3 separate regions of the Homo sapiens genome follow, and regions 2 and 3 are each linked to region 1. A link is a contact called in ENCODE Hi-C or POLR2A ChIA-PET data. All regions are on one chromosome and are shown on one strand. Each heading gives the region's core, a stretch centred on a gene start or an enhancer-like site at or near the end of the contact. The rest is flanking DNA. Distances are from core to core; before and after follow the strand shown. Region 1 has its middle 210 kb from the start of TFCP2L1. Region 2 has its middle 8.6 kb from the start of TFCP2L1. Region 3 has its middle 74 kb from the start of TFCP2L1.

Region 1 (4,454 bases), core at 1,402-3,901:
TTTTCTGCCCCTAAGTGAACTCATCCAGGCCATGGCTTTTCATGTTGTCCATAAGCAGGTGGTTCCCAAGTGTATGTTTCCAGCCCGGCAGCTCCCTGAGCTACAGGTTGGTAACTATGCATCCTTCTGCGATTGGATGTTTATATAAGACCTCAACTTTAATGGGGTCCCCAAACAAACTCTCAATGTTCCCGACTCCTCCTCAACCTGCTGTCTCCCATGTCTGTCTGCTGCATGACCAGTTCCACGTGGCTTTGGCCAACCTCACACAGCTGGGGTGGACAGCACCTTGCACCTGGCCCATGTGGGGTATGGTGAAACTGCTCAGCACCCACGCCTGTGTATCTGGAAGTGTGGGGCCACACCACGGGGCCACCCTCGAGCGGCAGGGGCAGAAGCAGCTGGGCAAAACTCCCTCCTTCATCCCCAGGCCGATGGTTCTGAGATGCATCCCAGACTCTGGAAGGTCTCCCCTAGCTTTCTTCCCTGCTGCCTGTGTCAGGCTTTCTCCTCAGGGGAACTCAAGCTAAGACCCAAGGAGATGGCCGCTTAGACTTCCCTTCAAGAAAGTACTGATGCCCAGCTGCGAACTGGGGTCCAGCTGTTGGCTTTGCCTGTTTCCGAGCTGAAGGCACACTATTCTGGGGTGGCCCCAGCAAGGACTGAGCAGGGCAATGATCCCCATCCCGGCCCCTTCCGCGGCCACAGGCCTCCTGAGATGGGACGGGCGCGCTTTGCTCCGGCGCCCTCTGCTGGCAGGTGCAGGTTGTGCAGGGAGGATGCATCAGGATGGCCGGCCCCGCCCACCTTGCTTCTTCCCTCTCCTCTTACAGGTGGTGCTCCCCGTTACGCTATTGCACCCCTCACTCCGTCTCAGCGTCTGCTTCCCAGACAATCCCACCTGAGACACAGTTTGATAAGGAGTTGGAGAATGAGAATACCAGTGAACTGGACTGAGTCGGGAGAGAGTTCAGACTTGCGGGGGGCGGGGGGCGGGGGGCGGTTACCTGAAGACAATGTTTAAATATTTAATGCCCCGATATTATGATTGGGCTCCTGCTCGGCTGTGCCCAGGACAGATGGAAGCCAGACTGTGATCACCTGGGTTCTGGGAATCTTGAAGAGACGCCTGGGGACTGCTTGGGTAGGGCTGGGGCTGGAAGCTCCACACCTGAACCAGCCAAGAGTCTGAGCCGGCGAAGTTAAGAGGCAGCGTCTGACCCTGCCTGACAGTGCAGGTCACTCTTCCCGTCTCCTAGAATAAGCAGACGCTGCACTGGGACAAGCCCCACTGGCAGGGGTGGACTTGGAGCCGTCTTTCCAGGTGGAACACTGCGTATCTTAAATGAGGTGGCCCCTGGATTGAATGCTCCTCTCTGCCTCTCCAGACCTGCCTTAGAGCAGGTGGTCATCCCGAGCTGCCAGGGCTCCCTAGGCTGGTGCAGTGCCTGTCAGGGGATGCAGGGAGCTCATGGGCCTCCTAGCAATCAACTCAACTCAGTGTGCACTCACTAGATGCTAGCCATGTGCCAGCAGGCACGGCGCATGGCAGGGGAGAAAACAGCTCCTGCGCCAAGGAGCCCTAGGTCCTGGGAAGAGGGGTGACAAATCCACAAACACATACATGCTTTGTCACACCCAAGACAGGTGCCAGATCCAGGAATCACGAAGGCACCAGGAGGTCTGAGGGCTTCCCTGAGGAGGTGATGCGCCCTGAGTCCTGAAGGGCTGGGGAGCCAGCCACGGGAGGTGGGAGGGAAGGCTCCAAGCAGGGGCACTAGGATTCCCCAAGCCCAGAGGAGGGAATAGCAGGTGTGTGGTTGTGATGGGGCAGGGAGGGCCCCAGGGCAGCGGGGACAGGAGGCGGGGTTTAGACTGGGTGGTAGGTGGGAGTGGTGCCTGGGACCCCAGGAAAGGCTGCAGCCAGGAAGGCTCTGGATTTGTGCCCGAGGCTCCTGCTAGCAGCTGACGGAATGGAGAGGGCAAGGAGGTGGGCAGGGAGGCGAGCTGGGAAACGCCAAGCTGGGCAGAGGCAGAGGAAAAGGAGAGGAGAGAAACTGAGGGGGCAGGGTTGGCAAGAGATGGGGAGGACTGGGTGGGTGCCAGGAGATGGGGGGAGAGCAGCCACGCCTCCCCTCCCGGCTGGGGTTTTTTCATGCTGGAGTTGGAGTTGGGGCAACTTTTGTCCTCTCTGCTCCTTGATCCAGGGCAAAGGCGGGGGGCGGGGAGGGGGGGCGGTGAAAACACGACCTAGTACCTCTCAGTTTTAGAATCAGCCACTATCTTTTCTGGTTAGAAATCGGTGGCGGGAAGCGGCTGGGAGAAATAAGATTTAGCCTCCCAAACAGGCGGCAGGGAAGGAAGGGACCAGAAGTGCTCCCAGCAGCTCATTTGCATTTCAAACAGCCCGTTTGTTTTATCTCCTAATTAGCATACTCACCCTCAGCTGAAAATGAGTCCATTAAAGGAGACTCTGCTCCAGGCTCAGCTCCTCCTTTAAATATTTTTAAAGCGTATGATTAATACACTTGCCTATTGCTGCGTGGACTGTGCTGGGGGGGTCAGGGGGCAGATAAATGAAAGAGGATAGCTGCACGCGGCGTTGACTGGCTGATTAATCACTGCCTGTTTTCTATAACTCATGGCAGATGGCAGGAGCTGGCTGCAGGCCCTCGTTGGGAATGAGGTGCTGCAGGCAGGATGAACAGGGGTCGGGGGAGACCCTGGAAGGCCCCAGTTGTGTCGTGTTTTTTTTCCTCGGCCCTACAGACCTCCGTGTCCACCCCACCCCCTGCACTTCGTGGCAATTCCCAAGTTCAAGAGCAGTGGCGTAGCTTCTGGGAAGACACAGGAAATCTCATTTCTCCCTTGGATTTTTTAGGACCTAGATAACGACACTGTCAATTTTGGGAATGGTCAACTTTGGGGTGGGGAGAGTCAGGTCCAGTGCAATACTTGTATATATTTTATCTTCAATTCTCCCAACAACCCCATTTTCTAGATAGGAATTGTGAGGCTTGGCAAGGCAGACACAGGTATTGTTCCCAGCTGGTCCCACCCAAAGCCTGCTCCTCGCTGTCCTCCCTTTTGCCCTCCCCAGGGGAGCATCATCAGCCCAAGGCCCAGAAGTGAAGGCCCTGGAGCTGGCACAGCTGCCCCCTCCCCGGGACCTCGGCCCTCTCCATCCCTGGGGGCCACTGCAGTCTTCCCCTGGTACGGGACACATTCTCCCCGTCAGGCCTGCATGGCTATTGCCCACCTCACCGTGCACATTCAATGGTGTTTTTGTCTCTTGACTTGTCTTTCCCAGGAGATGATGGATTTCCTGGAGGCAGGAAGTGTGGCCACCACCGGGAGTAGCTCCAGGACCCGGCATGGGTTAGGCTCTGGGGTGGTGTGACAGATGTGTGTCCGGTCAGCCTAGCTGAGCTGAACTGCAGCACCCAGAACTCCCTTCCCTGCACAGGCTTGGGTTATCTGGGGCCCCAGGGGAGGGGCAGAGGGAGCAGCAGTCATGTCTTCCTTTTACACTCAGAAGGCGAGAGGGGCCAGTGCCTCCCAACACACAGGGGACTCGCAGGTGCTGCTGATCTCAGGAGATGGATTTGGTGTCCAGGCAGCTGGGGCATAGCTCTTCCAGCCCAGCCAGAGCCTCCTGTGGCCTTCTTGACTCCCAGGCCAGGTATATGCTTAGTTCATGAAAGTGCCGGCTTCTTCCACGGGGTGCCCATCCTCGAAGGTAGAGGCTTAGAGCAGGGGACAGATTGACTTGGGGTCTGCCACTTCCCGGTGGGAGTTCCAGCTCAGCCTGTCAGGTTCCGTTTGTCCTCCTACCCCACTTCATGGTCATCCCCTTTTCCCCACGCCCGCCCTGCCAGCTCCACGCACCGGAGAAGCAGCAGTTCCCTTAGACGGGGTGGCCAGTGCCCAAGGTTTCACAAGGCCAAGTCCCTGTAATAGGTCGTGTGTGTGTGTGTCTGTGTGTGTCTGTGTGTGTGTGTCTACGTGTTTGTGTGTCTGCATGTGTCTGTGTGTATCTGTGTGTGCGTGCGTGTCTATGTATCTGTGTGTGTCTGTGCGTATCTGTGTGTGTGTGCGTGTCTATATATGTATGTGTGTGTGTCTGTGTGTGTGTCTGTGGGTGTGTCTGTGTGTCTGTGTGTGTGTCTGTGTGTATACGTGTCTGTGTCTGCGTGTGTCTGTGTGTCTGTGTGTGTCTGCGTGTGTGTCTGTGTCTGTGTGTCTGTGGGTGTCTGCGTGTGTGTGTCTCTGTGTGTTTGTGTCTGTGTGTTGGTGTCCGCGTGTCTGTCCGTGTAGTGCGTGTGTGTGTCTGTGTATGTCTGTATGTCTGTGTATGTTTCTGTATGTTCCTGCATGTGTGTGTCTCTGTGTGTGTGTTTGTGTCTATGTGTGTGTGTCTTTGTGTGTCTGTGTGTTTCTGTGTGTGCGTGTGT
Region 2 (4,454 bases), core at 1,188-3,687, 220 kb before region 1:
CTGCATACCTCATTCTTCCTAGATGCAGTACAAGAACTTGCAATCCAATGAATACTGGGACTGAAAGAGTTGTAGAACAAACAAGACTGAAGCATGTCCCCTGCTCACCACATTATGGGCAACAAGAAGGAGAGAAGAGCTGTGGCCCTTCTGGGAGCCCAGACCTCAGGGCTCCCCAAACCAGGACTGTGACAGGCTCTAACACCCTCTTTGGGGCTCTGCAGTTCCCAGTGTCTCCGAGCTTTCAGGTGCCATTACATTCCCCCTGTCCAGATGCTGGTGCCCGCAGCAGAAGCCACTTGTGGTATGTCTAGTCCACCCTCAGCCTGGCATGGACCCAGCGCCTGGAGATGCCCTCCCTGCCACAGTTGGTGCCCCTGGCTGTGAGCAGTGGCCGGACCCCACACTCGCTTGCTCACACACCCCTCAACACTCCCACCTGCAGGTGTGGGATCCCACCCTTAGCAGGTGTGGGATCCAGGCTGGTAGTGCAAGCCGAATGCAGCCTGCCAGGCTGAGTGGGAGGAATGAGCCCAGCAGGTGCAAGCAAAACCCAAGCAGAGGTGCCACCAGCCACAGAGGTCTCTGGCTGGTGAAGCAACACCCTAAGGATCCTGTGACATCTTAAGCCTGGACTTGTGGGGCTGTGAGGTTGTACTGAACCAACATCTACAGAGCTTAGAGTGAAGGAGAGGAGCACCTGGCCTACTCTTCTGGGCGGGTAGGGAAGGCTTCCTGGAGGAGGTGATGCTGAGCTGAACCTCATGAAAGTCAGTTAGGCAAACTAGGGCCAGGGAGGAGGACACTGAGGAGCAAGTGCTCTAGGAAGTGGGAACAGTAGAGAGGCAAAGAGCTGAGGTGTAAAAAGTACAGAAACTTAACAGCCTGTGTGGCCCCAGGTGGGTACAGACATGGGCACTCAGATGAATGAGCAGGTGGTACTTTTGGTGATTTTCCTCTAGGTGGTGCAGCCCCATGCCAGGTACATGGCTTGGTGAGAGGAGCACGGGCTGAACTTCGGGTCTCCTAGCCCCCACCTTGGCTAGTGCTTCTTGCAGAGCACAAACTCTGCAACCATATGCTGGAGAGCTGCTGCAGTGCATAGTGTGTGTGCTATTCATGAGGGCTGGCCCAAAGGACACAGTGACCATCCATTGCCTTCCTGAGCTAGAGCTCAGGGATGGCCAATGCCAACACTAAGAGATTCCTTTTTAAATTTTTTTTTTTTTTGGTAGAGACAGGTCTCACTATGTTGCCTAGGATGGTCTTGAACTCCTGGCCTCAAGAGATCCTCCTGCCCCAGCCTCCTAAAGCACTGAGGTTACAGGTGTGAGCCACTGTGTTTGGCCCCAATACCCAATAGATTCTTTTTTTTTTTTTTCCTTGAGACAGGGTCTCACTCTGTCACCCAGGCTAGAGTGCAGTGGTGTGATCTCAGCTCACCACAACCTCCACCTCCTGGTTCTAGCGATTCTCGTGCCTCAGGCTCCCGAGTAGCTGGGAGTACAGGTGTGCACCACCATGCCCAGCTAATTTTTTTGTATTTTTAGTAGAGACAGGGTTTTGCCATGTGGACCAGACTGGTCTCAAACTCCTGGCCTCAAGTGATCCAACCCACCTCAGCCTCCCAAAGTGCTGGGATTACAGGAATGAGCCACCGCACCCGGCTCCTGACAGATTCTTAATGTCTTCTCTCTGTGTGCAGTCTCTAGTTCCTCCCATTTGATTCTGGTCCCCAACACCCCATGACTGCATTTGTGTTTTGGTCTCTATCTCTTATGGTAGAGCCCCTTTTCACGTGTTGAGCAATCCACGATTACCTGCTCATATTGGGAGCTGCCCTGGTAGCTCAGAGTGTATGGGAGGGGCTGTTGACACATTGTCACTATAGGGTGATCTGGCTGTGCTCTTTCGCTGGGGAGCCCCCAGTGTGTCGAATTCTTCAAGAAAATTCTTCCAACTTCTTGTCTGACCTGTCCTTTCAGCTTGGTACAGCAGATGGGGCCTGGGTTTTCAAGCCGGACCACCCTGGGCCCTGTCCTGGCTCTACCGTCCTCCAGCTGTGCAAGTTTGGACAAGTTGTTGAATCTCAGGGGCTCGGTGTTCTCATCAGTGAAGTGGGTGTGATGACATCTACCTCCCTAGGATGTTGAGAGTTAAGCGGGCTAATGAATGGGGAGCACTTGTGTTTTCTCCCTCCTTGGCCTCAGCCGTGCCCCCAGCCAGGGGCTTTGTGTAGTCTCACTCACTGCTTTCCTCCATGTCTCTGGAGCCGCAGTCCCTGGGTTAGAGCTGCTCCCCGTGGCCCCCTGCAGAGACTGGCACCTGTAACAGGGCGTTTTGCAGAAGGAGGTGTGAAGCAGATAACAGGGTGTTTGTTTGGCCCTAGAGGGAGGGCACTGTGCCAAAGTGCATGTGGCCAACTCCACCCAGGGCAATTCGCTGTGACTACTGAGCAGGGAGCAGGGCAGCCCTTGTCAGAATGAGAATACTTGACTGCTGCTGGAAGGACTGATGGGAGCAATCTAGGCCGGAGAGGGAGGAGGAGGAGAGTCAGAGCAGGGTCTTTGCATTGGAGGGACTGGGGTTCAAGGCAGAAGGATTGCTTGAGGCCAGGAGTCAAGACCAGCTTGGGCAATACAGTGAGACCCCCTGATAGGGCTTGGATCTATGTGCCCACCAAATCTCATGTCAAATCGTAATTTCCCGCTCCCCAGTGCTGGAAGTGGGTGGAGTTCTCAGGAACGGGTTAGTACCATCCCCTTGGTGCTACTCTCGTGATAGTGAGTGAATGAGTTATCACGAGATCTGGTTGTTTAAAAGTGTGTAGCAATTTCCCCCTCTCTTTTCTCTTCCTCCTCCTCTGGCCATGTGAAACGTCTCACTCCCCCTTTGCCTTCCAGGATTGGAAGTTTCCTGAGGCCTCAGTGGACGCCAAGAAGAAGATGTTATGCTTCCTGTACAGCCTGCAGAACCATGAGCCAATTAAACCTCTTTTCTTTATAAATTACCTAATCTCAGGTATTTCTTTATAGCAATGCGAGAATGGACTAATACACCCCATCTTTTTTGAAAAAAAAAAATATATACACACACAAACATATGGCCAGGTGTAGTGGTTCATGCCCATAATCCCAGCACTTTGGGAGGCTGAGGCAGGAGATCACTTGACTCCAGTAGTTTGAGACCAGCCTGCACAACATAGTGAAACACCATCTGTAAAAAATAAACAAAATTAGCTAGGTGTGGTGGTATGCGCCTGTAGTTTCAGCTGCTTGGGAGGCTGAGGTGTAGGGATTGCTTGAGTCGGGGAATTTGAGGGGGCAGTGAGCAAGCTCACACCACTGTACTTCACAATCCAGCATGCGCTCTCTCTCTGTCTCTCTTTCTCTCTCTCTATTTTGTCATGCACCAAATAGCCCAGGTTGGATGGGAGCTATCTATCTATCTATGTATCTATCTATCTATCTATCTATCTATCTATCTATCTATCTATCTCCCACCCAGTCTAGGAGGAGTTGCTATACCCCTGAGTAGGTGGGGGTGTGTGTGTATATATACATATATATCTCATATGTAGGCCAGGCACGGTGGCTCATGCCTATAATCCTAGCACTTTGGAAGGCCAAGGCAGGTGGATCACCTGAGCACCGGAGGTCAGGAGTTCGAGACCAGCCTGGCCAACATGGTGAAACTCCGTCTCTACTAAAAATACAAAAATTAGCCAGGTGAGTTGACAGGCACCTGTAATCCCAGCTACTTGGGAGGCTGAGGCAGGAGAATCACTTGAAGCCGGGAGGCGGTGGTTGCAGTGAGCCAAGATCGTATGACTGCACTCATGCCTGGGCGACAGAGTGAGATTCCATCTCAAAAAAAAAAAAAAAACAACATATATATATATATATATATATATATAGAGAGAGAGAGAGAGAGAGAGAGAGAGAGAGAGAGAGAGAGAGAGACAGAGAGAGAGAGAGAGAGACAGAGTATGCCCCTACCCAGTCTCTGCCCTGCCCCCATTTTGTCATGCACCAAATAGCCCAGACTATATACCCCCACCCAGTAGTAGCCCCACACAAAGGCTAGTTGGTGCATGACAAAATGACTAATGTCAATGATGCAGGTGAGTTTTGCTTTAGGAAAACCAAACCACACTTGCCCAAATTTTAAGTTGACCATTTGAATTCCGAAGAAAGATTTGTAAAATAAATTTTTGTATTTTGGCATAATTCTAGATTTAGAGAAAAGTTAGCAATATAATAAACAGAATTCTCATATCCCCTTCCCCAAGTTTCCCCCTCTGTTAACATCTCATGTGACCATGTACATTTGCTAAAGCGTAGAAACTGAGCTTGGGGTGATCCTCTGAAGGCCACGTGGGACTTTATCTGAATTTGAAGAAACATCTTGGAAAAGTCATTCTCCTCTCTTGAGAAGCTAGGATCAGACATGAA
Region 3 (4,454 bases), core at 829-3,328, 140 kb before region 1:
AGGATGTCTCTTCAGGCAGCGGGGTGCAGCACTGTGGTTCTGAAACTGGAGGGCTTGTTCTAAAGATGGCTGGGCCCTCGGCTCGGTGGGTCTGATCGGGGGCCTGGGAATTTGTATTTCTAAGAAGTCCCCAGGTGATGCTAACACCGTTTGTCCAGGGACCACACTTCGGGAGCCCCTGATGTAGCGGAGAACTGCCTAGCTTCTCATTCAGCCTCCGGCTGTGTGACCTTGCCCAAGGTCGCCTAACTTTTCTGTTTTGCTTGCCTCATCCGTAAAATTAGTCCACGAGGACTAATACTCGTGCCTGCCTCGCAGGACGATTATAACGAGTAAATGAGCTGAATTTACTTCAAGAGCTTGGAATGGCCCCGGCACATATTAAAGCGGTGAGAGGCAGGAGGCTTTTATTCATGGCTTGTAGTGGCTGGGTGGTGTCCCAGTGCATCGGAATCTTCAGGAGGGCCGGAAAGCCACCTGCACTGCACTGCGGGGGTTCCCCGCCCGCAGTCTCCCATTCAGTGGTGGGGTGCGGGTCTGAGAATGTGCATTCCTAACAGGTTCCCCCGGGGGCTGTTGCTGCTGGCCTGGAGGCACCTGCCCTCTCTTTCTGGGGAGGAACCTCCAAGAGGGATAGTGACTCACTCGGGTGGGGTGGGACAGAGGGGGACTAGAGAATGTTAGGGTCCAATGACACAAAGGTGACCCAGAGCCTGACAGCTGGCTGGTAGCTATGGGATCCTCTGCGCCTCCCTGTAGGGGAAGATGATTTGAGTAGTGAAACCTGTTGATGACCCTCCCACCCCCCAACAGACACACACACACACATGCACACAGACACACACACACACACGGAACCAGAGGGGCCTCCCGGGTACAGGTGTGGATGCCACTGGCTCTCGACCCCACTCTCTGCCCTGGGTCAGGTGAGTAGCCACACTCAGCGCTTCTGCTTCTGGAAGTCCTGGGCTGTGGCGGCTCCCACATCGCTGACTGGGGCTGTCCACATGGAAGACCCGTGAAAGTCACCAGTGGGAAGCAGGTGCATGCACTGTTTGGGCCTCTACCGGGTAGGCTGAAGATTCCACCTGGAGTGTGTCAGACAGGATAGGCCCTGGGAGGCTGACTCACGAGGACCAAACCCTGAGGAGCCTGAGGGAATCACTCCTGTGGGTGAGAGGAGGAAATCAGCCATATGGCTCTGGAGGATCCTGGCAGCCTGAGGACACTCTAAGGTGCAAAGCAGAATCCTCAAGGGAAGGGTGTCTGGGCAGGTTCTCCCAGCTGAGCCTCTGCTGGAACAAAGCTGGCTTTCCCCTGGTCCTCCAGCCAGGAAGCGCAGGCCCTTAGGCTTGGCTTGGACACTGTTCCTTGGACCCACCAGGGGCGGACCCAGGTCTAGACAGTCCCCTCCCGCCCCCCATTCCCAAACCCTCTGATAAACATGCTTTGGGGGAAGACTGCACGCCCTGCTTGCTCCAGCCCTGCTCAGCCCCAGGTTGCCTCGCCCAGGGAAGAATCTGGTGGCCAGGAGGCTTCCAGAGCTAGGTTGGGTTGAATATTAACCTGCCTTGATTGGGTGGAACAATATTTAAACTCAATTACAAGAGAAAGGGGTTATCTGGAGAGGGCTTATCAGGCCAGAGCAGCTATTGAAATATCTGATAAGCCCAGAGGTTGACATTGGAGTGGGGGAGGAGCTGGCCCCAAACACTAGTCCAGAGAGGAGAAAGGTGGATGAGGAAAATCGACCAACTTCCCTCCCTTCCTCCTGTCATCCCTTCTTTCTCCTCCTCTCCCTCCATTCCCTTTGTTCACATATGCTTTTTGAGTATCAGGGGCAGGCCCAGCTCTTTCCTGGCACCAACAGCTCACAGAACTTGCTGGGCCTTACTCTTCCTCTGGGCTCTTCCTCTGAGCTCCCATGGGCTCCTGTGCCTAGGCTGTAACTGTCCATCTTTCTGTCCGCCTCTCCCACTGGGAGGAGCTCCTAGAGACAGAGTTTGGTCTGCCTGATCGCTGCCACTCTGGAATCCAGCCCAGGGCCTGGCAGGGAGAAGCCTGCTAGGAGTGTTTGTTGAATGAGTAAGAGATAGCAAGAGGTGCTGGGCAAACGAGGGACTGGGACCTGAAAGCAGCGGTGAAGGGAGCCTGTGCCGGCAGGGGGCAAGCTGCTATATGGTGACGTGTCACCTTAGCACAGAGAGAATGGGGACAGAGGACAGTGAGTTCGGATGGGGCAGTAGGGATTGGGAAGAGGACAAACATGGGCACAGGGATGTGGTGTGGGCCGGCAGGAGGAGGCCTGTGAGGGGCTCCCCCAGCCAGGTATTGCCCGTGCCTTGTCTGAAGGGATCCAGGATGTACCACACTGAAGAGGGTTTTCTGGTTTATTTTTTTATTTTTTTATTTTTTTATTCCCCTTAATCTGCCTAAAAGCAGAGGCTCCCAAAAGAATTCAGCTGCCAGAAATCCTTTCCCTGGAACTTTCAAAACCAGAGAGATGGACTCCTATCACCAAATACAAGAATTCAAGAAGTCAGCACTGGCACCAAGATAAGAAATCACCAGAACAGACATAGTTGCAAAACTGTCCTAGCTGCCATCTGTTCTCCTAGGGGCCATTTATCTTTCCTAAAAGTAAAATGGTCCTTCTCTTCCCTCTTCCCCTATTAACATGGTATATAAGTCCCAAATTATAACCACCTCCTTGAGTTGCATTTTTCTTTTCTTTTCTTTTTTGAGACAGAGTCTCACTCTGTCACCCAGGCTGGAGTGCAGTGGCACCATCTCGGCTCACTGCAACCTCCATCTCAAGCAATTCTCCTGCCTCAGCCTCCCAAGTAGCTGGGATTACAGGCACCCGCCACTGCGTCCAGCTAATTTTTGTATTTTTAGTAGAGATGGGCTTTCGTCATATTGGCCAGGATGGTTGTGAACGCCTGGCCTCAGGTGATCTATCCACCTCGGCCTCTCAAAGTGCTGGGATTACAGGTGTGAGCCACCACGCCTGGCCACATTTTTCTTTTTATTTATACTTGTTTTATCCTTTTCTCCTTTTTTCTCTTTTCTTTTTTTTTATTTTTTATTTTTAACATTTCTTTCTTTTTTTTCTTTTTCCTTTATCTTCTTCTTCTTTTTCTTTTTTTTTTTTTTGAGACAGTTTCTCACTTTGTCACCCAGGCTGTAGTGCGGTGGATCATAGCTCGCTGCAGCCTTGAACTGAGTCACATTTTTCTGTGAAACTCCCTCATAGGTATGAGAATAAAAATCCATCTTTTTTCTCTAGCGAATCTATCTTTTGTCAGTTTAATTCGCAGGCCCCTAGTCACTGAACATAAGAGGACACAGGAAAAGTTTTTCCTCCCTATTATCTCATCTGCACTCACAGCACCTTTTCAGGCAGTTGTTAAAGTCTCTGCTTTGCCTGTGAGGAGACTGAGGCTCAGAGAATCTGGGCAGCTTCTTCAGGGACACACAGCTAGTCAGGGGGCAAAGTCAGGCTTCTGACCCAGGTCCGTCAGCTCCAAAGACTGTGCCACCGTCCCATGTGGCTGCGGGGAGGCTGATGCTGGGGAGCAAATGCATCCGGATAAGGTGCTGCTCCTGGCTGGGAAGGCGGATGCCAGGATATCTAGGTAGCTTGGGAGATGCCCCTCCCGGCAGTTCTTCCTGCCCATGGGGAAGCGTGCCTTTGAGACAAGCTACATACCATGCTTGTCCCCTCTCCACCTCAGCCCTGACCCAGCTGTGCCCTTGGGGCCTGTGGAAAGGGGTGAGCTAGAACCGCCTCCTCCTTCCCAGTGCTGCGCCCGCTTGCCTCTCTGGGACGGGGAGGGGTGGGATATGCGGCCAGGGGGCTGGCTTGGTTTAAGTCTTCAGCTCACAGCCCAGCCCCAGCCAGGGGATCCTGAGCCCCAACTCGTTTACAGTCCCTGCATGGGCATCTTCCCCACAGCTGCAACTGTCCCCTCTGCTGGCCCTGCTGCTGCCCTCTGGAATGTGGGCCCTAGGAAAGGAAGCCTGTCCCCGGGTACCTGCAGATGCAGCTCTTCCTCTGGGCTGCCGTGGGCTGCTGGGCTCCAGGGTTCTGCCCCAATACTCAGGCCACCTCCTCTCAGGTGAGGTGCTCACCCCTCTCCAGCACCTTCTGCTGACCGTCCCTGCCCCTCTATTGTGGATGGACTTGGGAGGCCAGTTCTGTGCTTCACCTCCTTCCACCTTCCTCCTTCATCTGTCCCTTTCATTCATTCTTTCCCTCTTGAAGAGAAAGTGGACTCAGAGTTCCAGCTGATCTAGCAGGGAGACCCTGGCTCTGACCCCCATAGGCTGTTTTCTTTTTTCTTTTTCTTTTTTTTTTTTTGAGACAGGGTCTCACTCTGTCACCCAGGCTAAAATGCAGTGATGTGATTTCAGCTCACTGCAGCCTCAACCTCCCTGGGCTCAGGTGATCT

What was found. Hi-C counts contacts between places; a loop is a spot of excess contacts on that map. ChIA-PET counts read pairs that join two places held with the same protein, here RNA polymerase II (POLR2A). Pooled maps may share reads with other maps.
Region 2: POLR2A ChIA-PET joins it to region 1 with 12 read pairs in Panc1. The contact joins two enhancer-like sites. A Hi-C loop is called at or near these places in 3 of 50 pooled maps. POLR2A ChIA-PET finds 5 or more read pairs at or near these places in 4 of 52 experiments (H1, Panc1, WTC11 and 1 more).
Region 3: POLR2A ChIA-PET joins it to region 1 with 15 read pairs in activated CD4-positive, alpha-beta T cell. The contact joins two enhancer-like sites. POLR2A ChIA-PET finds 5 or more read pairs at or near these places in 3 of 52 experiments (Caco-2, H1 and activated CD4-positive, alpha-beta T cell).

What each region holds. Positions count from the first base shown.
Region 1 is chr2:121,073,438-121,077,891 of GRCh38, reverse strand. No RefSeq gene overlaps it. Among named protein-coding and RNA genes, the nearest start is that of TFCP2L1, 210 kb to the left of the region's middle. RefSeq lists enhancers at 1,781-2,632, 2,151-3,050, 2,633-3,483 and a silencer at 2,445-2,739. Within about 2 kb of position 2,651, at least 3 of the 41 ENCODE cell types and tissues checked have a DNase peak (open chromatin) inside an H3K27ac peak, as active enhancers do.
Region 2 is chr2:121,291,539-121,295,992 of GRCh38, reverse strand. No RefSeq gene overlaps it. Among named protein-coding and RNA genes, the nearest start is that of TFCP2L1, 8.6 kb to the right of the region's middle. Within about 2 kb of position 2,437, at least 2 of the 41 ENCODE cell types and tissues checked have a DNase peak (open chromatin) inside an H3K27ac peak, as active enhancers do.
Region 3 is chr2:121,208,560-121,213,013 of GRCh38, reverse strand. No RefSeq gene overlaps it. Among named protein-coding and RNA genes, the nearest start is that of TFCP2L1, 74 kb to the left of the region's middle. Within about 2 kb of position 2,078, at least 6 of the 41 ENCODE cell types and tissues checked have a DNase peak (open chromatin) inside an H3K27ac peak, as active enhancers do.